3 separate regions of the Homo sapiens genome follow, and regions 2 and 3 are each linked to region 1. The links are chromatin contacts, found by Hi-C or POLR2A ChIA-PET in ENCODE. All regions are on one chromosome and are shown on one strand. Each heading gives the region's core, a stretch centred on a gene start or an enhancer-like site at or near the end of the contact. The rest is flanking DNA. Distances are from core to core; before and after follow the strand shown.

Evidence for each region. Hi-C counts contacts between places; a loop is a spot of excess contacts on that map. ChIA-PET counts read pairs that join two places held with the same protein, here RNA polymerase II (POLR2A). Pooled maps may share reads with other maps.
Region 2: a pooled map shows a loop between it and region 1 (2.8-fold over the local background). The contact joins the enhancer-like site here to the promoter of AGTRAP in region 1. A Hi-C loop is called at or near these places in 5 of 50 pooled maps. POLR2A ChIA-PET finds 5 or more read pairs at or near these places in 2 of 52 experiments (HEK293 and HEK293T).
Region 3: a map of gastrocnemius medialis shows a loop between it and region 1 (4-fold over the local background). The contact joins the enhancer-like site here to the promoter of AGTRAP in region 1. A Hi-C loop is called at or near these places in 2 of 168 maps with a recorded cell type or tissue (PC-9 and gastrocnemius medialis) and 4 of 50 pooled maps. POLR2A ChIA-PET finds 5 or more read pairs at or near these places in 3 of 52 experiments (AG04450, GM10248 and naive thymus-derived CD8-positive, alpha-beta T cell).

What each region holds. Positions count from the first base shown.
Region 1 is chr1:11,734,435-11,737,895 of GRCh38, forward strand. It overlaps AGTRAP (angiotensin II receptor associated protein), which reads left to right and starts at 1,702. Exons shown (of 5, transcript NM_020350.5): 1 at 1,702-1,801. The coding sequence starts at 1,775.
Region 2 is chr1:11,965,601-11,969,061 of GRCh38, forward strand. PLOD1 (procollagen-lysine,2-oxoglutarate 5-dioxygenase 1) reads left to right here. Exons shown (of 19, transcript NM_000302.4): 15 at 651-716; 16 at 1,387-1,491. Among named protein-coding and RNA genes, the nearest start is that of MFN2, 13 kb to the right of the region's middle. RefSeq lists enhancers at 817-1,317, 1,318-1,818. Within about 2 kb of position 1,538, at least 2 of the 41 ENCODE cell types and tissues checked have a DNase peak (open chromatin) inside an H3K27ac peak, as active enhancers do.
Region 3 is chr1:11,884,186-11,887,646 of GRCh38, forward strand. No RefSeq gene overlaps it. Among named protein-coding and RNA genes, the nearest start is that of RNU5E-1, 22 kb to the right of the region's middle. RefSeq lists an enhancer at 1,286-3,461. Within about 2 kb of position 1,828, at least 5 of the 41 ENCODE cell types and tissues checked have a DNase peak (open chromatin) inside an H3K27ac peak, as active enhancers do; they include gastrocnemius medialis, where a contact is called at or near this core.

The DNA of each region.
Region 1 (3,461 bases), core at 452-2,951:
GCAACCAGTCCTAAATCAAACTGGATGTAGCCATTTGGCTGGTCTCTAATTTACCCCTAGACTGGGGGGATCTGTGCCTCCTAAGAGGGCATTAAGTTAGGCCTATGGGCCCTGCAGCCCTGCAAAACTCTCCTCATCCATCCAGAGAAACCCTTTCTTTGCATCTGGAGAGACTATGGGTCTTGGTATTATCTAAGGACTCACCCAGGCAGTTTTGTAGGTTCCCACCTGGTTTCCCCCACCCTAGGAATAAGACCAAGTGCTCAGGTGTACCCTGAAGGTTTCCATACCTAGGTGACACTAAACAAAAGCTGGTGTTCTCTAAAGGAAAGTTGATGTTAGGAAGGGACCTGGAGGTAGAGCGGATTAATGTTCTTGTTGCGGTGGGGGGATGTGGTGGTCAACAATCTTTAAGGGAGGTGCCAGGTGAGGCAGGAGACAGCCCTTTCTTTCCTCATGTACAATTGGGGGAGGAATTTCTTATGGTTTTTCAGCTAGAGTTTTCTAAAACTTTTGGTATGCTGATTAAAGTGGGCTCCCACCAATTTGGCTCCTCAGGTGTTGCTTTTTGTTTGTTTGTTTTTCCCAGACAAGGTCTCACCCTGTCGTCCAGGCTGGAGTGTAGTGGCGTGATCTCGGCTCACTGCAGCCTCCCCGGTTCAAGCAATTCTCGTGCCTCAGCCTCCTGAGTAGCTGGGACTGCAGGTGCACACCACCATGCCCTGCTAATTTTGGTATTTTTAGTAGAGACGGGGTTTCACCATGTTGGCCAGGCTGGTCTCGAACTACTGAGTTCAGGTGATCCACCCTCCTTGGCCTCCCAAAGTGCTGGGATAACAGGGGTGAGCCACTGCGCCCAGCCTCATCTTGTGTTGGTAATAACAATAGCTTGTGTGTCCTGCCCATTTACTAAGTGCCGGGCACTGTTCTCTCCTAGAACAAACCGTAGTTAGACTCCTCTGAGTCCTCATCTTGACTAGGCCTCGGCCTTGGACCTCTGTGTCTTCCTGTCCTTGCTGGGCCTGAGCCTGCATAATAAACCAGTTTCAGCAAGAGTCCTGCTAAGTTAGCAAGAACTCCCCCATCCTTGATGTCTCCTCCTAGGAATCTTCCATTCCTGCTCCCTCATTCTGCTCTGGCTATAAATCCCTCCTTGGTCCTTGTTGTATTCGGTGTTGAGCCCAAACTCTCACTCCATGGCAATAACCCTACAGCAAGTCTTGAACAGTACTGGTTTAACAACAGTCCCAATAACGTTTTCTTTAACAACAGCAGTTAGCTCATTTAATCCTCATAAGGATCATATGAGGTAGGTAGCCTAAATAGCCCATTTACACAGGGAAGTGGGAAGGAGAGAGGGTGCCCCCAAGGATGAGACACAAGCTGTTGCCACATCAGCACTTTGCGCCTGGACGGTCCCCCAGTTGTCCTGGCTGCAGGCAGTCCGAACAGTCCGCTTCCTGGAATATTAGCCAGGCAGGATACGCCCTGGGCGACAGAAACTCCAACTTTCGCCAGCGGCCCCCAAGTACTGCCTGGGCGGTGGCGGGAGTCTGGAGCTTGGCTGAAGGCGCGAGCTGCCGACGCCGTCTCCTAGCAACCAAGCGGCGGTCACGTGACCCGCTCCAGCCCGTTTCACGTGGTCTTGAGCTGCGCTGGGGTTGGAGTGGCCGCAACGGGCGGGGCGGGGCGGGGCCGGGCAAGTTTGTTCCCCGAGTTCGGAGCCTAGGAGCCCCCCGCGGCTGCGGCGCAGGTGCCCTCGGCCTGAGTCGGGATGGAGCTGCCTGCTGTGAACCTGAAGGTGGCGACGGGCTGGGGGGAGGGTCCCCTTTGCGGGAGGAAGTGGGACATTTGCATTTTCCCGGAAGGTGGGAGGAAGGACCGGAGTTTTGGGGAAAGAGGGATGGTAGGGAGGAAGGGAAGGTACAGACCCCACGCAAGAAGGAGATGGGCAGGCAGGCCACAGCAGGGAGAGTGATCCAGGCACAGGCCAGCAGGGCGACACTGAGGGGCCGTGGGAGGTGGCAGCGGAGGGCAAGGGCCGCCCCCTCCCGGACTCAGACCCTCCCAGCGGGCAGCGCCGGTCCCAGCATTGCTGTTGCCTGCACGCCCAGAATTCCCCTGGAGGAGGAGGAAGGTGCGCGGGAGGGGCTTGTAGGCGGCTCACCTCCCCCGCGCGGGGTCAGGGACTGGGCTTGCCCCCCGGGTCCCAGCACCGTTTCAGGAGCCTCCTTGTTTGCTAAGTCGGGTTAAGGAAATCAGATGTTCCCAAGCAGTTGGTTTTATAAAGTTTACACATCCAGCGCCCTTATTTCATAATCAAGAAGCGCGAACTCCAACAGAAATTACTTAAAAGCAGAAAACCCCAACTTTGTGCACTGGGGAAAACACTGCAGGGCTTCCTGTGGTGTCTTCATTTCCCGAGCCGTGAGCTCAGTCCGGGTCTGGGTGCCAGCGGCTGTTCTTTTTCTCCCCGCCCAGCCCCGCCGCCCACGTGTCTGGGCTCCATTTGCATTAGAGGGGCTAGGGGCTGTAGTTTTGGTCAGGAAGGTGTGGACCTTGGACCAAACCGGCCATTTTGGGTCTTAGTGCAGCCTCCTTTGAGGCAATATCCAGGAATGTCCTCTTACTCATGAATGACAGAGCATTTAGCTCCCTGTTGGTGTCTGGGACTAAAGGAACCTGAGAAATAGATGGTTACAAAACAATGGCTTAATACACTTTATTATTACACAACATCTGTGCTATGACTTGCTATAGGCATGTTTCCCTTCTTAATCATACTTGCTTCAGCAAACCTTCCTGAAGCTTCCAGTCAAAGGTGGTGGGGAGACATGGCTGGAGCAAGGGAATGGGCTTGGATGGAACGTTCAGCTGGGAAGAAATTTACGTGACAGCAGCCGAGGCTTGTTGGTATCAATATGCACTCTATTCCAGGCAATGTGGGGTTAACACCAACTGCCTTTTCTCTGATGAGGGATTTGCTTAAAATAATTGCTGACAGAGGATCAGGTGAGGGCAGTGGGAGGGACAGAGCTCTAATTTATGGGCTTCTGTGGTGTGCCAGGTTATTTAATCAAGGCAGCCTTATGAGAAAGCTGATATGGTCATCTTTTTACAGATGAGCAAACTTCAGCTTAGACTGGGTAAATTGCCAAGGTCCCACGGGGAGTAAGTGGCAATATCAGGATTTGAACCCATAGGGATCAGACTCCAGGGCCAGGTCCTTTCTGGGGTACCAGCTTAGGGCTGACTTTAACGTTGGCTGTTTCTGTCCTTTGGGAGGGCTTAGTCTCTTTGGGGCTTTTTTTGAGCAACTTTTTGGGCCTGACAGGCTAAGAGCATCCACAGGTATGAGCTATGCTGGCTTTCGGTACCCAGGATGAAAAGGCTGGTCCTCCCCTTGACTTGGCAAACGAGACCCCAGTCTCCAAGGGTGTTAGCCGCTACCAGTCAGAGAC
Region 2 (3,461 bases), core at 288-2,787, 230 kb after region 1:
CAGGGTGGGCACATAGGGGCTGGGAGCAAAGGGGCCCAGTGATCCTGCAGTCGGAGGGACTTCCCTCTCAGAGTCTTACAACAGCCAGGACCCCTGTAGGCCACCTGCCACCCTCCCTTCACCCCAGGAGGCTATAGGGCAGGATTTGGGTAGGGAGAGAAGGGTGTCCAGAGAGGCAACACCATCTATTGGAGGAGGGACCAGGACTCAAGAGGCCTGGGTTTGTGGCCTAGATCTGCCATCATCTGGGACTTAGTTGAGCCTTCCAGCTTTGGGGACCTTAGTTATCTTAGCTCCAAAATGGGTATACTGTCCCAGCCTGTCTTACCCATGAGGGTGTTGTGATGATCAGAAGGGGAGACAGTTGTAACTGTTTCTAGACGTTGGGAGCTCACAGCTGATGGGTGTAAGCACATGCCTGCACACAGACATATACACACAAGCACACACATGTACATACATGTGCAAACACCACCTCCTATGGGCACACCTGTGCACCCAGACAACACACACGCACCCAGTGGGTGCAGGTGAACACCTGCCTCTGTCAAGCACGTACACCTTCACTCCCACTTTGAGGGGTCTGCTCTGAGCATCCCTGGCAGTTGAGCCAATGGTGAGGACCCTAGCCTGCTTCCCACTTCCCACAGGACTGGAAGGAGAAGTACATCCACCAGAACTACACCAAAGCCCTGGCAGGGAAGCTGGTGGAGACGGTAAGGGCCATGGACACCCTCTTGGACCAGCCTTGCCTGCTGCAGGGGGCAGGGCACAGAAGGGAAACTGCTTGCCCTGGGGAGTGGGGGACAGCAGGATGGGAGTTGGGGGTGGAGGGATGGGAGTTGGGGGGCGGCAGGATGGGAGTTGGGGGTGGCGGGATGGGAATGGGGGGGCGGCGGGATGGGAGTGGGGGGTGGTGGGATGGGGGTGGGGGGAGGCAGGATGGCCCCTCTACCTGTTGGCACTTTCCTGCTGGAGGCTGTGGGAGTCTGCAGGGCCTCTCTACCTGGCCCAGGCAGGAAGGAGGAAAACATCCTGGATGTGATGGCCACTGTGGCCCACCATGCCTGGACCACTTCGGGGAGTGGCTGCTTCTCTCCACTCACTAATGTCTGCTTCCCCCGAGCCTGGGGCCTCTGCCCCCTCCCTCCCTCCATGCCCATGTTTCTGTCTGACCTTGGCGCTGGTAGCTCTGTGACCTCGGCTGGGAAAGTCTGTCTCTGGGCTCTGCCTCCTCCTCCCCACTCAGTCTCTCCAGGATTGACAAGGCCCTGCTCCCCGGGGACACTGGGAGGGCTCCCTGGCTTGGGTGTGTGGCCCTGAAGAGGAAGGAGGATTCTGTGGTGCCACTGTGGACCCCCTTGACTGAGTCCCTGCCCTCCCCAGCCCTGCCCGGATGTCTATTGGTTCCCCATCTTCACGGAGGTGGCCTGTGATGAGCTGGTGGAGGAGATGGAGCACTTTGGCCAGTGGTCTCTGGGCAACAACAAGGTGGGACCCTGATGCCTGGGCTGGGGCCGCAGGGAGGCTGCCTCTCCATCAGTGCCGCTCACTGTCTGGGGTCTTCTGGCAAGCTGGCCTGGCCACCCTTTCTGGGACTCTTGACATAGGGGTGCTGGCATGGGTATCTGCAGGCAGGTAGGAGTAGAGGGATTGAGAAACCTGAGATGGAGTTTGGTCCCTGAGCTGCTGTTGCCACCGTGTGGCTTTGAGTTGCCTTGACCGTAAGCTACTAGGTTTTCAGTTCCTGGTTTGCTATTGGAATGGCTTAGCTTGGTTCCCTAGACTTCCCCCAGGTGGAGCTGGGGAGGAAAGGGCCAAGGTGGGATGAGGGGCATTAGGAAGGGCTGTCGGGTCCAAGTTCATCAGACAGCAGGAGCAGGTGGCCTGCTGAGGGTGCTAGGCCCTGTGTTCTCTCCGTGAGAATCCCAACACCTGTTCCTGTCCTGGAAAGTTCAGGTACCATTTTTTTTTTTCTTTTCATGTGTGTGTGTGTGTATATATATATATATATAAAAAGAAATATATATAGATTTTATTTATATATATATATATATATTTTTTTTAAATAATAGAGACGGGGTCTGGCTGTGTTGCCCAGGCTGGTTGTGAACCAGGCACAATTTCATTTTATTTATTTTAATTAATTAATTAATTAATTAATTTAGAGACCGAGTCTCACTCTGTCGCCCAGGCTGGAGTACAGTGGCGCAATCTTGGCTCATTGCAACCTCTGCCTCCCAGGTTCAAGAGATTCTCATGCCTCAGCTTGCCGAGTAGCTGGGATTATAGACGTGTGCCACCACGCCCAGCTAATCTTTGTATTCTTTATTTATTTAATTGTGTGTGTGTAAATTTTTTTTTTTTTTTTAAGGCAGTGTCTCGTTCTGTCACCTAGGCTGGAGTGCAGTGGCATGATCTCAGCTCACTGCAACCTTCCTTTCCCAAGTTCAAGCAGTTTTCTTGCCTCAGCCTCTCCAGTAGCTGGGACTACAGGCGTGTGCCACCATCCCTGGCTAATTTTTGTATTTTTAGTAGACACTGGGTTTCACCATGTTGGCCAGGCTGGTCTCAAACTCCTGGCCTCAGGTAAGCTACCCACCTCGGCCTCCCAAATTGCTGGGATTACAGGCGTGAGCCACCGTGTCTGGCCTAAGGCACCTTTTTATTTTATTTATTTTTTTTATTTTAATGATCCCAGAACATTTATTTCCATAGGATTTTGATAAAAGAGCACAATCTTGAATAAAAATACACCACTGTACTTAAAGGCAACATTACCTACTAAGCAAACTCTGTCCTTAGCCCTTTCACAGAAGAGAAACTGCAGAAAGGAATTTTTCGTCTCCTGACAGTTTTACAACATTCATATCTCCTATGTACTTCAAGCCCCAACCCACCTCTGATTTTCTTTTTTCTTTTTTTTTTTTTTGAATGGAGTCTCGCTGTGTCGCCCAGGCTGGAGTGCAGTGGCGCCATCTCAGCTCACTGCAACCTCCGCCTCCCAGGTTCAAGCAGTTCTCTTGCCTCAGCCTCCCGAGTAGCTGGGATTACAGGCGCCTGCCACCATGCCCGACTAATTTTTGTATATTTAGTAGAGATGGGTTTCACCATTTTGGTCAGGCTGGTCTCGAACTCCTGACCTCATGTTGTGATCCACCTGCCTCAGCCTCCCAAAGTGGTGGGATTACAGGCATGAGCCACCGCACCGGGCACCCCACCTCTCATTTTCTACGTCCTTTTTTTTTTTTTTTTTGGTGAAGTGGAGCCTCGCTCTGTCGCCCAGGCTGGGGTGCAGTGGTGCAGTGGTGCAGTGGTGCGATCTCGGCTCACTGAAACCTCTGCCTCCTGAGTTCAAGTGATTCTCTTGCCTCAGCTTCACAAGTAGCTGGGATTACAGGTGCTGGCCACCATGCCTAATTTTTTTTTTTTTTTTTTTTTTGAGACGGAGTTTTGCTCGT
Region 3 (3,461 bases), core at 578-3,077, 150 kb after region 1:
CATCTTGGCTCACTGCAAGCTCTGCCTCCTGGGTTCACACCACTCTCCTGCCTCAGCCTCCCGAGTAGCTGGGACTACAGGCGCCCACCACCACGCCCGGCTAATTTTTCGTATTTTTAGTAGAGACGGGGTTTCACCGTGTTAGCCAGGATGGTCTCGATCTCCTGACCTTGTGATCCACCTGCCTCAGCCTCCCAAAGCACTGGGATTACAGGCGTGAGCCACTGCGCCGGGCCCTTTATTTTATTTTATTTTTTTTGAGAAAAAGTAACTCAAGTTTACTTTTCTCAAAAAGTAGTAGAAATCATGCCAGGCATGGCGGCTCACACCTGTAATCCCAGCACTTTGGGAAACTGAGGCCAGAGGATCGCGTGAGGCCAGGAGTTTGAGACCAGCCTGAGCAACATAGTGAAACCCCATCTCTAATAAAAAGACAAAAAATTAGCCGGACATGGTGGTGTGCACTTGTGGTCCCAGCTATTAGGAGACTGAGGCATGAGAATCGCTTAAACCGGGAGGCAGATGTTGTAGTGAGCTGAGATCATGCCACTGCATTCCAGTCTGGGTGACAGAGTGAGACTCTGTCTCAAAAAAAAAAAAAACAAAAACAAAAAACAAAAAACAAGAAAAACACACCCATATATGTATATACATATGATTCTATATATCCTGTATATATAGAAGAGGACGCACAATTAAAGGTAACTCCCTCCCATCGAACTCCCAGTCCCTCAGCTCCCACCTACTCCCCTCCCAGGCATCGCTGATCAATTTCTTATGCCTCCTTCATGAATTTTCCTCTACAGCACAAGCACATGCAATTTTTTTGCATATTTGTACTACTTAAATTATTAAGTTATTTAATTACTAAATTGTCTTAGAGATAATTCCATATGAACATATTTAGACCTAATAGCATAACCATGTAACATAAATTCCAAACCAGGATGCGTTGGTATGACATGGGTTGTGTTAAAAAGCCCCCCAATGGATGGATGTAAACCAGAACTGCCCCAGACAAATGTGTCTTAGCAGGAGCTGGGAGAGAGCCAGCCAAGCAAAGCTGATGCAGCCCCATTCAACTCAACACAGCTTTTCTGGGTGTGTTTTATTTTTATTTTTAATTTTTAATTTTTTAATTTAAAAAAATAGAAACGGAGTCTTGCCATGCTGCCCAGGCTGATCTCAAACTCCTGGACTCAAGCGATCCTCCCGCCTCGGCCTCCCAAAGTGCTGGGATTACAGGCATGAGCCACCGCACCCGTCTGAGTGTTTAACAAGCCTAAGCATGTGACAGTGGGACCTGGGGTAGGGAGGGTCAGGCTCTGAGCCCCCACAGGCACTGAGCCATCTCTACTCATATCCAGGAGACAGTATGGGGGTTCTGAGGGGAACAACTATGCCAGTTTTTGGGGAAACATGTTCATCATTTTCCTGAGCACTTCCCTCTACCTTTGCTACGGAAACCCCAGCTCACCCTCCGAGCCTGATTCAAGGCCCATCTGCTTGTCGGCTTTGGTCTCGGAGAGGTGCCACGGAGTCAGGCTAAAGAGCAGGGCAGGACAGGGGACCTGCTGGGGCTGACCGCTGAGCCACGGACAGCCCTGTGGGTGAGACCGGTGGACATTGTCCCCAAGCCCCATTCCAGCAGTGCACCCTCCCATGGTGTCATCCTTCTGGCCTCCTTTGGTAGACCAAGTCTCCTTTGCCCAGGTAGCCTGTCTGTGACAGCCACCTCCCTGCATTTCTAGGCCCCCATTGTCCAAGAGTGACCAGGGCACTTCCCTCTTGGTTTCCACCTCAACGAGGGCAACGTGTATCTCTGAGCCCCGGCTTTGTGCCAAGCACTGGAGTTACAACAGCAGGCAGATTCCATGGAGCTGATGTTCTGATGGGGAGCACCAGCACACAGCAAAAACGGTCCTACAAGAACAGATGGCAATAAGCCTGAGCCTAATGTCCTGGCCTGGGCAGGCCTCTCTAGGGAAGGGACATTTCCATTGTCTCACATTACATTGAGTAAGTGGGACTCAGCTGGGCGAGGAGGAGAGGGTGTGAACTTGGTGTGTTGGAAAACAGGAGAGATGGTCACGGGTCTAGGGCTTGGAGTGAGAGCTGGGCAGGGCTGGAATTTGTGGGGCCTTCTGGACGGTGATAAATTCAGACCCCATCCCAGGGCCATGAGCAGTCGCTAAGGGAATTTAAACAGGAGTGTGGGGACAGGATCAAATTTGCCACCCTCCCTCTCCAGGGAAAACACCTTGGGCTAAGAGGAAAGGCAAATGATGAAGCCTTGGACTCCAGGCCGGGGCCCTGAGAGGAGGGAGAGGGGTCGCCTCCATCTCCGAGCAGCGGGACTAAGAGCCCTTTGGCGCCTCACCCCAGGAAGTCGGCTCTGTAAGGACTTCCCCAGCTTCCTCTGAGGCCAGAGGAGGAGACAAAGAAAGAAAGTCTTGGGCTGGGCACAGTGGCTCACACCTGTAATCCCAGTACTTTGGGAGGCCAAGGCAGGCAGATCACTTGGGGTCAGGAGTTCGAGACCAGTCTGGCCAACATGGCGAAACCCCATCTCTACTAAAAAATCCAAAAAATTAGTGGGGTGTGGTGGCGCATGCCTATAATACCAACTACTCAGGAGGCTGAGGCAGAGAATCGCTTGAACCTGGGAGATGGGGGTTACAGTGAGCTGAGATCGTGCCACTGCACTCCAGCCTGGGAGACACAGCAAGACTCTGCCTAAAAAAAAAGAAAAAAAGAAAGTCTTGAGCTTCTCTGTCCCTGGGGGACAGCAGCCTAGGCCCATCTGGGCTGGGGATACCAGGCCCTTTCCTGGTTCATATTTCCCCCCATCCCGCCCTCAGCCTCCGGGAACACCAGCCTCCAAGCTGGCTGCTGCTTCTGCATCCCACCCCATGACGCACATCCAGAATGGAGCCAAAAGCATAAGAAGCCAAAAGGACAGTCAAAAAAGGAAGGCAGCCTGGAAGGGCAGCAGCACCGGGAACATGAGGCTCTGTCCGCTCGCCCTTGCGCTGGCTCAGTGCAGACGGGAAGCGGTTGGAGCCAGTTCCAGCATTCTGCAGGTGGGGCTGGCGGGGGGAGAGGTGCCCATGCCCACCGGCCATTGGGCGGTCCCATGCGCCCTGCAGGCTGACCTCATTGTCCAGAATTGTGAGCGTGCTTCCTGGGGTCACATTCCGTGCTGAAGAGCCCCTCTTCAAGGCCTCGGTTGGCGCCAATGTCTTTTTAGGAACCAAGCCTCTAATTTTAGTGTCCCAGCCTTGACACCTTCTCAAAATAGCTCCCTGTTTTCTCTTGTGTCCCTGGCCCTTCCTTGGAGAAGGTGAACCCCCTGCATCCCCGTGATCTGAGTTGGTGAGCACAGGTCCAAGGCCTTGTATGGGTTTGGGTGTAGGGATCCACGCCCCTGCCATGTGTTTTGTGTGGCAGGACCCAGAGAA